Regions from separate parts of the Homo sapiens genome. Here region 1 is linked to region 2. Evidence: read pairs that join two places in POLR2A ChIA-PET (ENCODE). Cell type or tissue: GM12878. All regions are shown on one strand. Region 1 overlaps ZYG11B (zyg-11 family member B, cell cycle regulator). Region 2 holds the start of ZYG11A (zyg-11 family member A, cell cycle regulator).

What was found. ChIA-PET counts read pairs that join two places held together with the same protein. Peaks named below come from ENCODE experiments on the same cell type or tissue, not always from the same donor. Only the 100,000 strongest peaks of a DNase experiment are listed, where the experiment ranks them.
Region 1: POLR2A ChIA-PET joins it to region 2 with 7 read pairs; 4 of 35 experiments call an interaction of 5 or more read pairs at or near these places.

Annotation. Positions count from the first base shown.
Region 1 is chr1:52,769,948-52,774,947 of GRCh38, reverse strand. It overlaps ZYG11B (zyg-11 family member B, cell cycle regulator), which reads right to left. Exons shown (of 14, transcript NM_024646.3): 3 at 3,174-3,928. It also overlaps the pseudogene RPS13P2. Among named protein-coding and RNA genes, the nearest start is that of ZYG11B, 46 kb to the right of the region's middle. In GM12878, no CTCF peak of the experiment used is centred here; no DNase peak of the experiment used is centred here.
Region 2 is chr1:52,840,231-52,845,230 of GRCh38, reverse strand. ZYG11A (zyg-11 family member A, cell cycle regulator) reads right to left here and starts at 2,471. Exons shown (of 14, transcript NM_001004339.3): 1 at 2,258-2,471. The coding sequence starts at 2,347. RefSeq lists an enhancer at 1,297-1,890 and a silencer at 2,392-2,721. In GM12878, a CTCF peak has its summit at 2,478; a DNase peak (open chromatin) is centred at 2,467; H3K4me3 peaks cover 1,928 bases; H3K27ac peaks cover 1,392 bases.

The DNA.
Region 1 (5,000 bases), 70 kb after region 2:
GATTTTCAATGTTCTCATGAGTTGGGAGCTACAGCATGGTAGATAATCCAAGTATGGGATAAGGTGGCCAACAAATGTAAGAATTCTAGTTCTGGAGAAATGGAAGGTTCAGGAAACTGATGGTAACAGAAGAGAAAACTGAGTAGGGAAATAGTGAGAAGAGAAAATCGAGTGGGGAAATACTGATGACAGAGCTGGAAATTCTATGGTAAGAAAGCCAGGCTAGGCTCAGGGGCTTACACCTATAATCCCAAAACTAGGAGGCCAAGGTGGGAGGATCGCTGAGCAAGAACCCATCTTTACAAAAACACTAAAAAAAAAAAAAAAAAAAAAAAAAATTAGGCCAGGCACAGTGGCTCACGCCTGTAATCCTAGCACTTTAGGAGGCCGAGGCAGGCAGATCACCTGGGTCAGGAGTTCAAGACTAGCCTGGCTAACATGGTAAAACCCCATCTCTACCAAAAATACAAAAATTAGCTGGACATGATAGCAGGCACCTGTAATCCCAGCTACTCAGGAGGCTGAGGCAGGAAATTCGTCAAAACCTGGGAGGTGGAGGTTGCTGTGAGCCGAGATCACGCCATTGCACTCCAGCCTGGGTGACGGAGCTAGACTCCATCTCAAAAAAAAAAAAAAAAAATTAGCCAGTTATGGTGGCACATGCTTGTGGTCCCAGCTACTCAGGAGGCTAAGCCAGGAGGATCCACTCGAGCCCAGGAGGTAGAGGCTGCAGTGAGCCTGTTCATGCCCACTGTACTCCAGCCTGGGTAACAGGGCAAGACCCTGCCTCTGAGGAAAAAAAAAAAAAAAGTTATTGTAAAACAGTGATTCATGAGTTTGGCTGGACACTGCAATCATCTAAGCTTTAAAAAATACTGATGCCTGGGTCTCACCTCTCTTCCTAACGCAGTCTTTGCACGTATTATTCTGTCTGCCTGGAATGCTCTCTACTGAGCTACTCACCCTTAAGATCTCCACTCATCCATCAATTTCTCAGAGAAACCAGGCCGAGGGTGGTGGCTCACTCCTGTAATCCTAGCACTTTGGAAGGCCAAGACAGGCGAACTGCCTGAGCTCAGGAGTTCGAGACTAGCCTTGGCAACATGGTGAACCCCTGTCTCTACTAAAATACAAAAACTTAGCCGGGCATGGTGGTGTGTGCCTATAGTCCCAGCTACTTGGGAGACTGAGGCAGGAGAATCACTTGAACCTGGGAAGCAGAGGTTGTAGTGAGCCAAGATCATACCACTGCACTCCTGCCTGGGCGACAGAGCGAGACTCCATCTCAAAAAAAAAAAAAAAAAAAAAAAAAAAAAAAAATATATATATATATATATATATATATATAGTTTAAAGCATACATCTATAAAAGGTATAAATATAAAAATGTATTTCTAATCATATAATCACCACTCCCATTAGGTTAAGCTCCTTGGAGGCAGATCCTATATCATTTTCTTTTTTTTTTTTTTCTGAGACGGAGTCTCACGCTGTCACCCAGGCTTGAGTGCAGTGGCACAATCTTGGCTCTCTGCAACTTCCGCCTCCTGGATTCAAGTGATTCTCCTGCCTCAGCCTCCTGAGTAGCTAGGACTACAGGCACATGCCACCATGGCTGGCTAATTTTTGTATTTTTAGTAGAGACGGGGTTTCACCATGTTGGCCAAGCTGGTCTTGAACTCTTGACCTCAAGTGACCTGCCCACCTCTGCCTCCCAAAGTGTTGGGATTATAGGTGTGAGCCACTGCACCCAGCCTCATTTTCATTTTTGAATCCCAAGCTCTACCAAATCCAACTGATGTTTGTTAAACTAAATTTAAACCATTAGGCATGAGAAATCTTAGGAAAAGCAAAATTCTACCATTTCTACAGTAGAGATCTCCTTAGAAAACTTGATCTTCCACTAGGTATTCAATTCAACAAGGGGTGTCCTTAGTTTCTCTGAAGTTATCCATTAAAAACAGTATATGTAGCTGGGCGCGGTGGCTCATGCCTATAATCCCAGCACTTTGGGAGGCCGAGGCGGGCAGATTACGAGGTCAGGAGATTGAGACCATCCTGGCTAACACAGTGAAACTCTGTCTCTACTAAAAATACAAAAAATTAGCCAGGCGTGGTGGCGGGCGCCTGTAGTCCCAGTTACTCAGGGGACTGAGGCAGAAGAATGGCGTGAACCCGGGAGGCAGAGCTTGCAGTGAGCCAAGATAGCGCCACTGCACTCCAGCCTGGGCGACAGAGCAAGACTCCGTCTCAAAAGAAAAAAAAAAAACAAGCCTTTCGTTGCCTGATCGCCGCCATCATGGGTCGTATGCGTGCTCCTGAGAAGGGCCTGTCCCAGTCGGCTTTACCCTATCGACGCAGCTTCCCCACTTGGTTGAAGTTGACATCTGACGACGTGAAGGAGCAGATTTACAAACTGGCCAAGAAGGGCCTTACTCCTTCACAGATCGGTGTAATCGTGAGAGAATCACATGGTGTTGCACAAGTACGTTTTGTGACAGGCAATAAAATTTTAAGAATTCTTAAGTCTAAGGGACTTGCTCCTGATCTTCCTGAAGATCTCTACCATTTAATTAAGAAAGCAGTTGCTGTTCAAAGCATCTTGAGAGGAACAGAAAGGATAAGGATGCTAAATTCCATCTGATTCTGATAGAGAGCCAGATTCACCGTTTGGCTCAATATTATAAGACCAAGCGAGTCCTCCCTCCCAGTTGGAAATATGAATCATCTACAGCCTCTGCCCTGGTCGCATAAATTTGTCTGTGTACTCAAGCAATAAAATGATTGTTTAACTAAAATAAAACAAAAACAAAAACAAAAAAACCATATATGTAAATGGTTCAAAATAGCTAAACATTATCATCATAAGACAACCTATTGTTTAGCCAGGACCTACTACGTGACTTGCCCTTTACATAGATTATTATTAATCTTCAGAATTCTGCAAGGTAAGAATAATATCTATTCTACAAATAAATAAAAACTCGAAGTGACATCATAGCTTGTTCTGGGTCATGAAGCTGAGATTTTAATTAGGACTCTAAGCCTTTCAACTATATGCAGCCCTGTTTCATGAACATGTTCCATATATTACAGACATTCATCTTTAATAGAGTCTTATGCAACTAAGATATTGGTCAGCCTGACAAAATAATACATTTTTAAAGTCTAACCTTCAAATGTCCTTCGCCTGTGAGGAATTCAGAGTAACCAGCATCAGTAGCCAGCAAACCTACAAATTGCATGCTTGGACGTTGTTGTATAAAGGCTTCAACGGCTTTATCTGTCACGTGCTTTCTCCCAGAAACATCCAGAGAAACAAGGTTAGGTAGGATGTCTTTTTGTTCTAGTAAGCGAAGAGCTATGTCTGATGTAAACTGTTTATCATCTGAGATATCAAGATGATTCAGATGTTTGAGTTCCCGAACTACATCCAGTATCTGGGTAGTTGTCATTTTTAAACATTTCAAGTGGTGCATGGTTAGAGACTTGAGTCGGTCTTTGCAGGCCAGTAGAGCAGTGATGTCTGTGATTGAGGTGTTAGAAATATCCAAGCTCTCTAATCTTGGCAATGAGGCAACTTCAGCCAGGTCTTCATTGTAAAAGAGAACATTCGTGATGCTTAAAGCTCGAAGGCCAGAAAGCCGGCTGAAGCAGCGCTCGTAAGGATCCTCGAGGGAGAGAGTTAATGAATTCAGCACCAGGCACTGGAGATTCTGCTGGATCCATTTGTTACTGCCAAGCCCACTGATAATGTCTGTAATCGTGATATCAGCATTCACACCTGTGGCATCAAGTTCCACTAACTTGTGGTGGCAGAAAGCTTTCCGGAAAGCAACAGCAGAGATCTTTGCTTTGCGAATGCAGGCTCGCTTTAAGCGCATCTGGTTGCCCCTAAAAATACCCACAGTTCCATCATTCAATAGACCTGTGGAAAAACAAGCAGCGTTTTAAATTCAAAAAACAGTTAAAGAATAGCCAAAATTTCCATCACACTTTACATTTCCAAAGCGCTCCCATGTAACAGTATCTCGTCTGATAATCACAATTCATTTAGGTGAGATTATTATTGTTTACAACTTGTAGATGAGTAAACTGGGGCTCAGAGAGTGGCTTTCCAAGATCACAGGGCTAGCAAGTGGCAGAATCAGGACTGTGGCAGACATTATTGATATCCACTAACATCTAGTTCTTACCTTACCAGACAACTACATTTCCCAGCCCATCCCTGGAGTTAGCTGGAGCCATGTGCCTAGTTCTGGCCAATGCACTATATGTTGAAGCACCTGAGAGCCAGTGCATGATTTTCCATGCTGTCTTTTCCTGCTATGACAAACGAGGAGACTTCACGTTCTAGAGAGTATAGTTATATGAGGAGAAACCCTCCATCAGTTTGGACCCTAGGGTGACCATGAAGCAGAATCCTCTATGGACTTGCAGAGTTTATGTACCACAAGTGAGGTATAAACCTTGTGTTAAGGTATTTGATTTGTTACCAATACATTTCTAGCCTATCCTTTAAATTCACCTTAACATATTATTATACAAACACATATACACATAATATATTTAGCATGCACTTAATGCCTTGTAATTCATTAATAAACCACTAGCCAGATCTCAAACCTTATTAAAGCGATCTAGGCCTGGGAAACATAGCAAGACCCCATCTCTGCAAAATAACTGAAAACGAGTTGGGCACAGTGGTCATGCCTATAGTCCTAGCTACTAGGGAGGCTGAGATGGAAGGATCATTTGAGCCCAGGAGTTTGTGGTTATAGTGAATTATGATTGCACCATTGCACACCAGCCTGGGTGACAGAGTGAGAACCTGTCTCTGAAAAAAAAAAAAAAATATATATATATATATATATAGTAGTTACAGCTTCCCCCCACACTCCCCCTCCTGCAGATGAATGTAAATGAAGTCGACACAGTAACCTCTTGAAGTGCCTTCGAGATCTACCTGTCTACCAATCAACAGTGTCACAAGCATATGA
Region 2 (5,000 bases):
CACTAGACACAAGGAAACTGGAGTGACTACACTGTCAGAAAAAATGAGGCTTCTGGACAAGAATATTGCTAGAGATCAAGATGGACATTTCTTAATGATAAAAGGGCCAATTCATCAAGCAGAATTAACATTCCTAAATGCATACGAACTTACTAATAGCTTCAAAATTCATGAAGCAAAAAATTGAAAAGATATGGGAGGCCAAGGCAAGAGGATTGCTTGAGCCGGAGTTCAAAGACCAGCCTGGACAATAGGGAAACCACCGTCTTAATTAAAAATAAAAAATTAAAAGGATAAAAAGAAAATAATATGACTGTGTAGAAAATCTTTAAAAATTTACAAAAAAATAAAGAAAACTAAGTGACTTTGGCCAGGCTGTAGGATACAAGATCAATATACAAAAATCAATTTTATGTATTCTTATATATACACAAGGTAATATAAAGTTTTAAAAAATATTTGCTGGCCGGGCACGGTGGCTCATGCCTGTAATCCCAGCACTTTGGGAGACTCCGTCTCAAAAAAAAAAAGTATTTACAATAGTATCAAGAACAGGAACAAATTTAACAAAATGTGAAAAGACTTTTATATTAAAAACTACAAAACATTGCTAAGAGAAGATTAAAATGACATAAATGGAAATAATTGTATGTATGTTTCATAGGGAAAAAAGTATTCATGCAATATTTGTGTAATTAAAATAATTAATTAAAAATAAATAAAATCCTTAACAAAGAAAATGAGATATACCCAGAACTAGACAGAGAAAATGGGTGTGAGTACTTTTGTAAAGAAATCTTGTTTCGATTCCAAGCAGGAAAAAATGTGCTTGAGACGATGCTAGCACACACGTAAAAAATCCAAGTTTTCCATTAATTACAAATCCACAAATTATATAACTTTTCTAAATGAGTTCAAAAGATTACAGGCTAGATCACTGCAGGGCACAAAGTCTTCCAACAAGGCGTTAATATGTAAAGCACAACCTTAATCAGAACATTTCCTTCTCTCCATAAATTTTGGGTCGAGCCTTCACCACTCAATCCCTCGAGTTCCCCAAGGGTGGCCCTTGGCGGGTTTTTTCCAAAGTGGGGCCAGAGGTCTGAACACCTGAGGTGAAATTCAAGTTCACGAGCAAGTCAACTAAATTTCAGAGCTCCCAACTTCCCTACATCGGTAAAATGGAGCCTAGCAAAGCCTACAAAAGACTAGGGGTTACCAGACTGCTTTAGAAAGGCGACACTTGGCCGGGCACGGTGGCTGACGCCTGTAATCCCAGCACTCTGGGAGGCCGAGGCGGGTAGATCACGAGGTCTGGAGTTCGAAACCATCCTGGCCAACATGGTGAAACCCCGTCTCTACTAAAAATACAAAAAATGAGTCGGGCATGGTGGCACGCGCCTGTAGTCCCACCTACTCGGGAGGCTGAGGCAGAAGAATCGCTTGAACCCCGGAGGCGGAGGTTGCAGTGGGCCCAGATCGCGCCACTGCACTCCAGCCTGGTGACAGAGCGAGACTCCGTCTCAAAAAAAAAAAAAAAAAGAAAGAAAGAAAAGAAAGGCGACACTTAACACACAGCAGGCGCTAAACACACATTCTTTGGGTTTGCATTTTGTCCAGAGCTAAGAGTAACAGGCATTCGGCAAAGGCTGGGGACGGGACGGGGACGGGGGCGGACGCGCGGAACTGAAAGAATCTCAGACTTCGGGTTCCAGTTCCCCCAGCCGGACTAAGCTACTCGCCCGGCCCCGGGCCCAAAGGCCTCAGGTGGTAACGGCCAAAGGGTCACCGCCTCCGCGGGGCGCTGCGTCCACAACACGGGTGGGGAAACGGTCAAGGTTTGCGGCGTTTGGGTTCATGACTGCAAAAACACCGTCCACTACGGGCCAAGCCGAGTGCCATGCCCTGCACCTACGTCTAAGCTCACAGCAGCCCGCACTGGGGCGAGGAATCCTGAGGAGGCTCGCCCCGGTCTCTGGGACTGGGCTCTCGCCGCGCTGCCTCAGGGCGCAAGTTCCACGCGCTTCGCCGGGCGCAGAAAAGCACCCCCCGCTCCGCGGCGCCCAGGCCGCCTCCCCCGACAACGCACCTCCGCAGCGACGCCTGCGCCTGGAAGGGGCTCGGCATCTAGACCGCAGCCCCGCGCGGGCCACACTCCCCAGCAAGTGCCTCGGCAGCGTCCCAGGAGACTCGCCGCGCTCGCCGGAGCTGGACGTGGCGCCGAGGTCCGCGTCGCCGCCCGCACCCCGGTGCTCACCTGTACCACGCAGCAGCCCAGGGCATCCTTCTGAGCGTCAGGAGGGACGATGTTCCGGGGCGTGTGGCCCGGGTGCAAGAAATGAACCATGGCAACCCCGGCGGCGGGGCGTCAAAAAGAGAGCCGGCGTCGAGCCGGAGCCCGGATCCCGCGAGAACCAAGCGGGCGGCTGCCAGGACGCGCCCACCACGCCTGCGAGGCACACGGAGCTAGCGCCGCGCCCTGCCGGCGAGCTTTTGAAATGCCCGGCGAGGCGACGCGCACGCGGGGGCCGGCCCGCCGCAGACCCCACCCCCCGGGCGGCCTCCTAGCCCCATCCGCCCTCCGACACGCCGCTGCCGGGGCCAACCGTTCTCCTCCCGCCTCCCCAGCCTCCCCAGCCTCCCCAGACCAACCTGCCACGACCCAGCCGCTCACCCACTCCTTCCCAGCCCTGCACCTCAGGGCTTGAGAGGATATTCCCCGAGGACCGGCTGTGTAGGTTTGGGGAATACTGTATATATATATACATGTACACACACACACACACACACACACACACACACACACACACATATTCATTATTTCTATATATGTATATATTTTTTAAAGCTTTCATACATTAAAATATATATTTCAAAGACTTTGCCCCTGAAAATCTGGCAACAGCACCTCTCTAACGGTCCTCTCTGTTTCAACTCCTTAGAGTATCTGGATAAATCAAATATAAAACGAATACAAAATATTGGCAAGTATCTACCAAAAAATCTATTTAGCTTTCTTGTTACTTAAAAAGTACTCGAGAAGACCCTTATAACCTGCTCCAAGAAAGAAACCCCGAGAGACCCTTCTAACTTTCTCCAGGAAAGAAACTCCACAAGTTAGTACACATTAGCTAATTTAAGAGAAAGCAATACCTTGGAAAAGGAAAGTTCTCAAGAGCATGAGCCTTGGAGTTTGAATCCTGAATTAGAATGCCCGCTCAGCCATCTAGTGTTTGAGAACCTGGAGCAAGATTCTTGATGTCTCTGAAGCTCAACTTCCTCATCAGTAAAATAGAATGAGAATGCTTTATCTCACAGACTTAATGTAAGGATTAAATAATGTATGTAAAACACATCACAATGCTTTTTACATAGTAAGTCCTTGATAAGTGGATTGGATTCAGATGTTAAAATTATTTTTAAGTACTTTGCCTAATGCTTTTCTTTCATTTATTTATTCTTTTATTTAATCCACTTACTACAAGAAGAAAAAAAATCCTGTGCTGTAGGTATCATCCCCATTTTTCTCACAGGGAAACTGAAGAACTGACAGGTTGAATAGACAACACGTTTTTTGGCCAGCTGATGAGTGGCCAACCTGGGAGTCAAAATTGAGTTTTCTTACTGCAAGTCCAATCAATATGCTTTTTTTTTTTTTTTTTTTTTAGACGGAGTCTCGCTCTGTTGCCCAGGCTGGAGTGCAGTGACGCGATCTCAGCTCACAGCAACCTCCGCCTCCTGGGTTCAAGTGATTCTCCTGCCTCAGCCTCCCAAGCAGCTGGGACTCCAGGCGCGCGCCACCACACCCGGCTAATTTTTGTATTTTTAGTAGAGACAGCGTTTCACCATGTTGGCCAGGATGGTCTAGATCTCCTGACCTGGTGATCCGCACGCCTCGGCGTCTCAAAATGTTGGGATTACAGGCGTGAGCCACCGTGCCCCCGCCAATATGCTTTTGTTAACGGTGGAGGGTGTTCATGTTCTTGGTGTCTTGAACAAAGAATTGGACAAAACGCACAAACAAGGAAGGAATGAAGGGATTTATTGAAAATGAAAGTACACTCCACAATGCCACAATGTGGGAGTGGGCCCGAGCACTGGGGCTCAAAGACCCCGTTACAGAATTTTTGGGAGTTTAAATACCCTCTACTTGGGGTATGCCCTATGTAAATGACGAGGATGAAGGAAAGTTACAGTCATTTCCTCGGCTTTTGCCCAATGGAGAGGATATTTCCTATTACAGCTGAAGTGTGAATTTCAGCAATTTTAACTTTAATATAGAACCTGGTAAGTTATGTTCTCATAAGGTTTGACTATTTCCAGCATATCTAGAGGTGTGGCCAACTGCATATGTCCCAGGCCTTACCGAGCTAGAAAACAGGCAAGTTAAACAATTTTCAAAAGCCAAGGAAGCAGTTTATGACCTTAAAGCATTTAGCAAACCTAATATTTGAACATAATTTTGACCACATGTTTACATTTTGAAGACATTTGTATTTTATCAATAATCTTTAAACCCATCTTTATTTCCCAAAGATTACCCAAGTCACATGAACTAAATAAAAGGCATTATGTTTTTCACTTTTCTGACAAAATATTTTATTTAAGCTCTTATTATTAAACCAATTAATTTAAAACGTAACACATGAGGCCAGGCACGGTGGCTCATGCCTGTAATCCCAGCACTATGGGAGGCCGAGATGGGTGGATCGCCTGAAGTCAGGAGTTCAAGACCAGCCTGGCCAACATAGTGAAACCCAATCTCTACTAAAAATACACAAAAAAATTACCTGGGCATGGTGGCGCATCCCTGTAATCCCAGCTACTTGGGAGGCTGAGCCAGATTTGCTTGAACCCAGGAGGCAGAGGTTGCAGTAAATTTAGATTGCGCCATTGCACTCCAGCCCCGGTGACAAAGCGAGACTTTGTTGCAAAAAGTAAAAATAAGTAAATAAAAGTGGCTGGGTGCAGTGGCTCACACCGTAATCCCAACATTTTGG